Linked DNA regions of Mus musculus: region 1 is linked to region 2. A link is a loop called in an ENCODE intact Hi-C map of the cell type or tissue named here. Cell type or tissue: heart. All regions are shown on one strand. Links, peaks and the distances in the headings refer to the core of each region. The heading gives the core; the rest is flanking DNA.

The links. Peaks named below come from ENCODE experiments on the same cell type or tissue, not always from the same donor. Only the 100,000 strongest peaks of a DNase experiment are listed, where the experiment ranks them.
Region 1: it touches region 2 in a loop (5-fold over the local background); 3 of 42 quality-filtered maps call a loop at or near these places.

The regions. Positions count from the first base shown.
Region 1 is chr4:88,719,509-88,724,774 of GRCm38, reverse strand. Klhl9 (kelch-like 9) reads left to right here and starts at 2,267. Exons shown (of 1, transcript NM_172871.2): 1 at 2,267-5,266. The coding sequence starts at 2,773. The coding sequence ends at 4,626. In heart, for the core only: no CTCF peak of the experiment used is centred there; a DNase peak (open chromatin) is centred at 2,284; H3K4me3 peaks cover 1,710 bases; H3K27ac peaks cover 1,919 bases.
Region 2 is chr4:89,134,332-89,139,597 of GRCm38, reverse strand. Mtap (methylthioadenosine phosphorylase) reads right to left here and starts at 2,228. Exons shown (of 8, transcript NM_024433.2): 1 at 2,074-2,228. The coding sequence starts at 2,106. In heart, for the core only: a CTCF peak has its summit at 2,386; DNase peaks (open chromatin) are centred at 1,427, 1,767 and 2,227; H3K4me3 peaks cover 1,698 bases; H3K27ac peaks cover 1,799 bases.

The DNA.
Region 1 (5,266 bases), core at 1,019-3,518, 410 kb after region 2:
CTTTCAGAGGTCCTGAGTTCAATTCCCAGCAACCACATAGTAGCTCACAACCATCTGTAATGGGATCTGTTGCCCTCTTCTAGTGTGTCTGAAGACAGCAACTGTGTACTCAAATAAATAAAAGAAACGAATCCTTTAAAAAAGAAAGTAAATACTTCTTTTTAAGTTAAATGTGAAGGTGAACATGATCTCATATGTGCTAAATACTAAGATATAATAAATGAAATTAAAAAAAAATATATTGGAATTGATATAATAAAGCACACGAGTAAATGCTATGTCTAGTGGGCCGATGACCCTAAGTCGATGCTTTTAACACATACCTGTTTAACATGACTACCAAATATTGGTGAAAGCAGAACAAAATAATCTTTTTTTTTTAAGATTTATTTATTATATGTAAGTACACTGTAGCTGTCTTCAGACACACCAGAAGAGGGAGTCAGATCTTGTTACGGATGGTTGTGAGCCACCATGTGGTTGCTGGGATTTGAACTCTGGACCTTCGGAAGAGTAGTCGGGTGCTCTTACCCACTGAGCCATCTCACCAGCCCCCAAAATAATCTTTTAAAATAGTTAAATGTTGGTGGCTGGAGAGATGGCTCAGAGGTAAAGAGCACTGGGTGCTCTTCCAGAGGACCCAGGGTTCAGTTCCAAGCATCTAGAGGATAGATCACACCTGCCTGTTACTCCAGTTGACATCCTCGCATAGCCATACATGCAGACAAAACACCAATGAACATAAAAATAAATGTAAAATAAACCATTGAAATATGAGGAGCATGTGTCCCTAATAACCATAAATGTTCATGCCTGGTTTCTCATTAACCTTGCTAGCTTAGTAGGGAAAGGACCGATGTCTTGAAGTTTGCTCTGGCACCTTCTCAGGAAGTGATCTTGTTCTTTCTTTCCCTACAGGTAGAAATTAATCTCTCGGAAGTGCCTCTTCACAGCCAGGTGACATGTCAGAGCCACTCAGGAAAGGCTTACCCCAACTCCTGAACCAAGCAGCCTCCCAGAACTTAGCTCCTGGGAAGAACTTCTCAAGACCATTCTCATTTCAACAAAGCTCTGGTATAACAGGGCACCTGGGGGGGGGGGGGGGAAGGAACGACGACCACAGGTTGTTCTACTAGTTTGGGGAAAAGAATGTTGTTCTACTAGTTTCCCGGGATTGCTGCAATTGGCCGGAAACCACCGGGAGAAGAAGGAAGGAGAAATAAAGGAAGATTAATCACCTATAGTTAAGTAAATTACATACATTTTTTTGGGGTCATCAACAGGTTGTAAGTAAGCTCTCTATATACCAATTTTGGAAAATCTTGAACTGGAAAAAAAAAATCCAGTAGGATACATGCCATTTAGAAAAGAGCCAGGAAGTGGAGCATAAGAATGTAAGTATATTCTTAGTCTGCATACAAGTAAACGCTAGAAGGATTTGGAACTTCGAGAACAGAGAACTACGGCAAATTATATACTTATTCTCAAATCAAAGTTAAAATTTGCCAGTAGCTAGAGAACTGCATGTTAATAAAAAATACTTATAAAAGCAAAGTTCAACACAAGGGAAACGCAAAGGGTAACTATTTTGGAAACATTGACTTGAATATTCTACCAAATATTATCATTATCCAAATCAGGATAACGTTTTGTGTTCAAATCATCTGCGCTTATTACAGAGTCCATAAGATAATGGAGGACATTTGTACACTGATGAAAACAGTGGACAAAGTAAACTATAACATGCTCAACTACTGGAAAACTGTAGCCAGTTAAAAATAGTGTTTGGAAAACAAAACCCTGAAAACCGTATTTATGAAGGCATTATCTCTCCTGCCAAATATTAAAAAAATGTATCATTAGGACCAAAATTTAGTGGCAAGTTAAATCTCATGTGTCTTAAATGTTAAACAAACAAACAAAAAACCTTTTACAATCAACATTTTTAATTGAGTGTGACGCAAACTGTAAAACTGTTCTTGAAGAAAATAAATAAATAAAACGATACAATGATTTCTTCTGCCAGGCTTCTTGTGTTTGAACAAAGGTTGCCTTTCGTTGCTGCTCTGGCAAAGACCTTAAGCGTAAATCTTGAAAAGAACGCGCTCTTGAAAAGCAAGCTTAAGCACACGCACGCGCATTCCTACAAGCTTACATAATGGACCCTGCACCGGCCTCGCTGGCCGGCCGGAACCCCGCCCCCAGTCCCGCCCGCGCCCTGCCCCCATCCACCGCCCCCTTGCCAGCTCAGCCGCGCAAGCGCACTAGCTGTGCAGCCGCTCCTAGCCCGGGGGATCCTGGGATTCTGCCTTTCCGGAAGGTCGGGCTGGCTCTCGGTGCTAGGCCGCCGTTCTAGGCCCAAGTCGGGATTCCAGGCCCTGCTCCAAGCCAAGTCCGTAGCCGCGACGACACAGCGGGGATCGCAGAGGACGCGGCCGCAGCTCGTTGGGGTGGCTGAGCCTTGGAGGGCGGCAGCCGGGGTGCGCAGGCCGTGACGGCCCCTCCCCCGCCCTGAGCGCAGCGGCGAAGGACGACAGCCCGGGACCGGAGGAGGTGAAGCGGTCACGTAACTGCCCCGGGTGATGACTCACCCGCTCTCCTGGCAGATTTGAGGTGCGTGCTGCTGTTGCTGCAGGGCGGACGTCGGTGTGCCCAGAGCGGTGCTGCGGCGACCGCTTGCTTGCCCTTGGTTCGGCGGCCCCGGGGTTTCCCGAGAGCGTTCTCTTTGTAACGTCTGCGGCCTGCAGCTCGCAGCGAGCTCCGGCTTCTCCCATGAAGGTGTCTCTGGGTAACGGCGACATGGGCGTCTCTGCCCACCTGCAGCCTTGCAAGTCTGGAACTACGCGGTTTTTTACCAGCAACACGCACAGTTCGGTTGTATTGCAAGGCTTTGATCAGCTCAGAATAGAGGGCCTACTTTGTGACGTGACGCTGGTACCTGGCGATGGAGAGGAAATCTTCCCGGTTCATAGAGCCATGATGGCGTCTGCCAGTGATTATTTCAAGGCCATGTTCACTGGAGGAATGAAAGAGAAAGATTTGATGTGCATCAAGCTTCATGGGGTGAACAAAGTTGGTCTGAAGAAAATCATTGATTTTATTTATACTGCAAAACTGTCTCTTAATATGGACAATCTTCAGGACACTCTTGAAGCTGCCAGCTTTCTACAGATCTTGCCGGTTTTGGATTTTTGTAAAGTATTTCTTATATCAGGCGTCTCTTTGGATAACTGTGTGGAGGTTGGCCGGATTGCTAACACCTACAATCTTATAGAAGTGGATAAATACGTAAATAATTTCATCCTGAAGAACTTTCCTGCCTTGTTGAATACTGGGGAGTTTCTGAAACTCCCCTTTGAACGGCTTGCCTTTGTGCTTTCCAGCAATAGTCTCAAGCACTGTTCGGAACTTGAGCTCTTCAAGGCAGCCTGCCGCTGGCTGAGGCTGGAAGACCCTCGGATGGACTATGCCGCAAAATTAATGAAGAATATTCGCTTTCCACTGATGACACCACAGGATCTCATCAACTATGTGCAGACAGTAGATTTCATGAGAACAGACAATACCTGTGTGAATTTACTTTTGGAAGCAAGCAATTACCAAATGATGCCGTATATGCAGCCGGTGATGCAGTCGGACAGAACTGCCATTCGATCTGATTCTACTCATTTGGTTACCTTAGGAGGAGTTTTGAGACAACAGCTAGTTGTCAGTAAAGAGTTACGAATGTACGACGAAAGGGCGCAGGAGTGGAAGTCGTTAGCGCCCATGGATGCTCCTCGATACCAGCATGGCATTGCTGTTATTGGAAATTTCCTTTATGTAGTTGGTGGCCAGAGTAATTATGATACAAAAGGAAAAACGGCTGTTGATACAGTTTTCAGATTTGATCCTCGTTATAATAAGTGGATGCAGGTGGCATCATTAAACGAAAAGCGCACATTCTTTCACCTGAGTGCCCTCAAAGGACATTTATATGCAGTTGGTGGGCGCAGTGCAGCTGGTGAACTGGCCACAGTAGAATGTTACAACCCAAGAATGAATGAATGGAGCTACGTTGCAAAGATGAGTGAACCCCACTATGGCCATGCTGGAACAGTATATGGGGGTTTAATGTATATTTCCGGAGGAATCACTCATGACACTTTCCAAAATGAGCTCATGTGTTTTGACCCAGATACAGACAAATGGACACAGAAGGCTCCTATGACTACAGTCCGAGGTCTGCATTGCATGTGTACAGTTGGAGACAAGCTGTATGTCATCGGTGGCAACCACTTCAGAGGAACAAGTGATTATGATGATGTCCTAAGCTGCGAATACTATTCGCCAACTCTTGACCAGTGGACACCAATTGCTGCTATGCTGAGAGGTCAGAGTGATGTTGGAGTTGCAGTCTTTGAAAACAAAATCTATGTTGTTGGTGGATATTCTTGGAATAACCGGTGCATGGTAGAAATTGTCCAGAAATATGACCCAGAAAAAGACGAGTGGCATAAAGTTTTTGATCTTCCTGAGTCGCTGGGTGGCATTCGGGCTTGCACTCTCACAGTTTTTCCACCTGAAGAAAACCCTGGGTCACCTTCTAGAGAATCACCTCTTTCAGCACCTTCAGATCATTCTTAGATCCAAGGTGTAATACCTTTTCAGTGTATCATGGGTGGTCTTGTTCATCCCCTTGTATTGTTTCTCCTTATTGCTACAGTTAATAGACAAAAAGGTAACTTAGACCCTTTTTTTTTTTTGGTTTGGCTTGATATTGTTTAGTAAATGGCTATACAAGTGCATTTTGAAAAGTATTAAATATATTCAGCTGTTTTAACAAGTAAAAAAGATACATAGAAAATTAGATTTTTTTTTGTGGTGTTACATGTGTCAAATTATAGATGATCTTAGTAAATGTGTAATTATGTCTGTTATACTAAAAATTAAAACATTTGATTTGACTGAAACATTAAATGGAGGTCCCCTGTTCTAACCTAATATAAAGATTGCCAAGGTACAGCTACCTCCCTCTTGGATAGTTTTGGACAATCTGTTGTCTAGGCTGTGTGATTAGTCTTAGAATATTTGAAGTTTCCTAGGTAGACAGAAATAGTAACAATATTAACTAGAAGAAACAGGTCAGGATTTGTTCTCTCACTGGAGAAAAAATAATAGGTGTGTACACTAGTCAGATATTCATGCTCACTCAAAAATTTGTGTACACACATAAACTTTTAGACTTGATAGAAACTTCAACTGTTGTGAAAATGACCTTATATTT
Region 2 (5,266 bases), core at 1,194-3,693:
AGAAATATCTCACATCTACTTGCTGGGAGTGCCAGGCTGTAAGTCTGTCATTATCTAGGAACCTGTACGAGACACGTTAGCTGATCTGTCAGCTTCACATCTGTAAGAAAGAATCGTTATGTTCTTATGATCTCAAATGAACAATCCATCCATGCTACCTGATGTCCAGATAAAATACAGTGTGTGTGTGTGTGTGTGTGTGTGTGTGTGTGTGTGTGTGTGTGAGAAAGGCATTCTCGGCTGGCTAGTGTTAACCCCGAGTTTCCCTGTGTCTGCCTCTCTATTGGCAGGACTATGGATGCTGGTGTCTGCCACCAGCTCCCCAGCAAGGGTGCTGAGGGTCCAAATTCATGTTCTCACACTTGGGCAGCAAGCACTCCAGAGACGGAGCCACTTCACTCTCGCGCTAAGATATCGTTTTTATAGGTTATTTTGCTCTGGATAGGGACCCTTCCTGTTTTCTATGTGGGGTGCTGCCTTAGCAGTTTGTGGAATATGGTGTTGGCATCATGATTTTTTATTAGCAATGTTCTCACCTGTTGCAATCTCAAGAAGAGAACTCAGCAGGTATTCCGAGCACCATTTATATCTCTAAGTTTTATTTCAAAAGCTTGCCAAGATAAAAAAAATACATATCATTCAATATTTACATAGCTCTTTCTGCTCTTAAGTGGACCACATTCATTTTGCAGGGAAACTGTGTGTTGGGCAGAAGGCTAACCAGATTAAAGCAAATTCTTTCTGTTGAGATATGCTGGTCCTTGCACAGATAGTATTATCCTGACTGGACTGATTAAGTGTGAAGTTCTAGCTATTTGGTTTTACTCACATTGTGGGACAGAGATGACAAATAGATCTATCTTCAAATCACAGGCCTCTACCTCAGTGAAATTTCCAGCCCACAATATGTTAAAATCTCCACTTTATAAATAAGTACCTACTGTACCTTGCACATGAAGACCCTTTCTGCCCCGTTCCTGCTGACTGGAACCATGGCTTTCTATAAATGTAAATAATCCTTTTCAAAATGGAGAAAAGAAAAAGTTGGCCCCTATGACCGAATGCAGCAACCTCACCCTGAGTGGTTCATGAAGCCCTGCAGGGCCCCAGTATACAATGCCCTGGCACGCTGAAGGCTAAATGCAGAGATGGGCCTCTTGCAAGGGCATCAAACGGCACTGCAGGCAATCAAAAGGATGCCTGAAGAAAACTGTGCACTTCCTGTAGCATGGGTCAGAAATTCCTAAACTGAATCAAATTAACTGCGTTCTTGGCTAATAATAAACAGCCTAGAAAGGACTTAAACACCAGTGTTTCCTGGGCTCCGTTATTCCACTCTCTACCCATCAATCAGGATGTGTTTAAAACTCCCCAAGGGAGGCTCACTCCAACTCTCAGAACTCATGCTCTCATCTGGCCAGCTGTTCCCGGCGCACAAGAGTCCCTTGTGTCCAGATCTCTGGGGACCTAAGGCCTAAGAAAATAACTCTAACTTTCAAGGTTGGAAAGCGGTTTATAAGACAGAGGCCTCCAGTCTGAGAGCGGTCCGCGCTCTGTTTCAGTATTTAAAAAGTCTCAGAGCTCCCTCAGCTCTGCGCTGCCGAGGTAAAACAAAGCAAAAGGAAATCTAAGTTTGGAGGGGGAAATGAAGCCGAAGCATGCAAAAGAGCAAGTGCCAGCTCTCCCACGTGGGCCTAGTCAAAGTAGCGGAAGCTTAAGTCCCGTAAGACTAGAGGGACCGACGCAGCAGCCGCAGGAGCTGAGCCACGCGCCAGCTCCCGCCTGGGGGGGAGTGGTACTAAAAGAGGGTGGCAGCGGGGCGCAGTCCCCTCCATCATCCCGCTCCCCCTTCTATTACCCCACTCCCCATCAGAGCCCCGGTTACCACCGCTCGGGCCCGGAATGCAGATGAGTTCAAAGGCTGGGGACATCGGGGTGGCGCTGGGTGCCGCGCGCCCTGTCCCCTCCCTGCTGAGCGGTGGGTGGGGGGCGCTCCGGCTGGGGACACAGCCTGGAGGCTCGAGAAGGAACCCTGCAGGGCTGGCCCATTCACAGCTTGTAGGGTGATCTCACCTTCACCGCCGTGCAGGCGGAGCCCGAGGCCATGTCTGCACCAGGGAAGTCCACAGCGGGCCGCAGCGTGGGACCGGGAGGAGACTGCGGGGCCGGCGTGGCGCGGGAGTGAGCAGTGCGGGGACCCACGGGCTCTGGCTCCTCCTCTTCCTCCCGGGGAGCGCGGGATTGGCTGTTCTCCTCCACCCTCCTCCTCAAATCAGGTTCCCGCCTCCCGTCCCTCTTGCAGAGTTTTCGGCTTCTCGGGGCTTCTGTTGTTACTGTGCAGCCTGATGGCGAGTCTATGATCAAGATAGAAAAGCCACTTAGGATGTGCTTGTCACTTTGTCTTTTAACTGTTTCACAAGAACATGGTGAGGTAGCGCATTACTGCCAGTTCTGCGGCGACTTGGCTGCCCCGGTGGCCAGGGCTGTAAAATCAGGGCCTGCCGCATTCCTGGGCTTTGGGGAGGGCGGAGGGAAACTGAAGAGTGCTAGCTTGAGATTCCCGCCCCCCACAGCTCTGATTTACAAACTGGTTTATTTAGCTTCTGTTTGGCGGGGAGCTTTTAAGGAGGCAGGACCCTCCCCAACACCCAGCCTGATGCTACCAGCAAGGGGCATTTTTAAAATTCCTTTATACAATGGCTAGTGATGCAGATTTGTAATCCCACTCACTCATGAAGTCTGGTCAGCAAGCAGTATGGCAAGTTCAAAGTCTTACTTGGTTACAGAGTGAGTTCAAGACCATCTTGAGCAATATTAAGAGTCTATCTCAAAAATAAACAGAGGGCTTGGTATTTAGCTCAGCACTAAAGTGTTTATCTAGCATCCAAGGAGACACTAGCTTCAATCCTCACTCCAATAAAATAAGCAAAAATTAAAACAAAACTTTCTATGCCAGGGCAGCATACGGTACAGCAGGATTCAGGTCAGGACCTGTGTCTCTGTGATGCAATACCAGCAAGACCCACTCTGACCCCAGCGACCTTTCCCCTGGATACTCTCTCTGAGAGGCCCTATCCCTTCTCTACTAGGACAATTCATTATAGCCTTTGATGGTACAAGCTGCGCCAAACAAAATGCTGGGCAGCAGCTATCTTTTTTTTTTTCTTAGTTTATTTCATTATTTATATGTATGCACACACAAATACCTGCAGGTGTGTTTGTGTTTGTGTGTGTGTGTGTGTGTGTGTGTGTTTGTCCAGAACCCAGCCTGAAGCTGGAGTAACAGGCAACTGTGAACTGCCTGATATAGATTCTGGAAACCGAATTTACCTCTACAAGTGCTCTTAACCCCTGAGCCATCTCTCCAACCCTGGGTGACAGCTATCATTTTTTAAGGTTTATTTATTACTATATCTAAGTACACTGTAGCTGTCGTCAGATGCACTAGAAGAGGGCATCAGATCTCATTACGGATGGTTGTAAGCCACCATGTGGTTGCTGGGATTTGAACTCAGGACCTTTGGAAGAGCAGACAGTACTCTTAACAGCTGAGCCATCTCGCCAGCCCTGGGTGACAGCTATCTTAAGGGTGGTCCCCCGAGATATAGAAAAAGCTACAAATTTCTCTGTGGTTGGGAAGGAGCCAAGGAAGGAGATTCTGTTTTCTTCTTCTCAGCAGTGTTAACTGAAAGTTCCCAGAGAAAAGGTACCCTCGACTCGCATTCGACGAGGCCGATGAACTAATCAGGCTTGTGGAGAGTTGGAAAGTTTCTGGCCCAGAGCCTACCTTGCCCTGTCTTGCCCCACTAAGTGGTACTTACTATCTGCCTTTCTGTGTGCCTTATTGTCCTTGTGCCTATTGGGTAAATCTTTTGGAGTGTACAAAGCTAGCTCCCACCAATCCCAAAGGCGAGCCTCATCGGTAGCATCTGCAGCCTACACTCTATCCTTCCCTATAAGTCACCTGTGTGATGTTTTCAGGAATACATTCAAAGTGTTTTCCTGTGTGACTTTTGTTGTTGTCGTTGTTCCGTTCCTATGACAACTTGGTGAAACTGTTACTGTCCTGGAACATAATTTGGGTTGAACTAAATCTGTGTTCCCTGCCCTGGCCACTCATGCTTGGGTCCAAAACAAGTTCTCAGACTGTCTTTGGTGTGAGAGCTGGTGTTTATGTCAGTAGTAAAGCAATACCCGTACACCTCCATTTAATGAATCTCCACCTTCTGTTGGTGTGGATGCTGCCTGATGCTGTGTAGACCCATTCGTCGCCATTATCCACTCTGTGTCTAAGTTTTCTCAAGATATAAACATTTCTTCTGTTACAATCATTTTAGGTTATAAAATACAATGGAAAGCTGGGTGTGGTGGCGTAAGGCTGTGATTTTAGCATATAGAAGACAGAGGCAGGAGGATTGTAACTTTGAGGCCAGCCTGAGAAACATAGTGGGATACTGTCTCAGAAACCTAAAAACTAAACATAATGGCAGAAGTGATACAAAAATATTAGGTTAGGATGTGGTAGTGAGCTGGCTCAGTAGGTAAAGGAGTTCGCTGCCCAGCCTGATGTCAGAGCCCAATGAGGAGACTATAGAGAGAACTTCTTGTGTTTTGTATGGATGTATCACCTGTCAATTAAAAAACCTATGGCCTATAGGAAATGGTAGAATAGAAAGTGGGACATCCCAGAGGCAGAAAGAATTCTTTGATAGAGCCAGGCAAGGGAGGTTTGCCCAGGAAGAAGTGACTAGACAGACACATGCTACCCAAGCACAGGTAACCAGTCACGTGACAGAATGTGGTTTAAAACAATTGGGTTATTTAAGTTATGATCTAGTCAGACAAGACCCTAGCTATATGACCAAGGTATTTGTAAATATATTTGAGTCCAAATCTTTTATCTGGGAACATGGGGCTTGGAGGAAAAACAAGACCAAGCTACTACAGGAGACGAGAACCAATTTCTATGGATTGTTCTTTGACCTCCCCATGAATGCTCAAAGATACACACACACACACACGTAATCTACTACAAAAATAGAAAAAAAATTAGGAGCCTGAGAATACTGATGGATGAAAGTACTTCCCTAAAGGCCTCTCAGCTGATGGATCTTTTGGGTCTTTGGAAGCCTGCCACTCAGTGTGGACCCAGTGCAGAGCATGCAGGAGACAAGGAGCTTTATGGCCGAGAGATAAGATGGATCTTATCTGCCCATCCCCCCTCCATCCTCTCACAATTCCCCCCCCTCTTCTCCTCTGAAAGAGT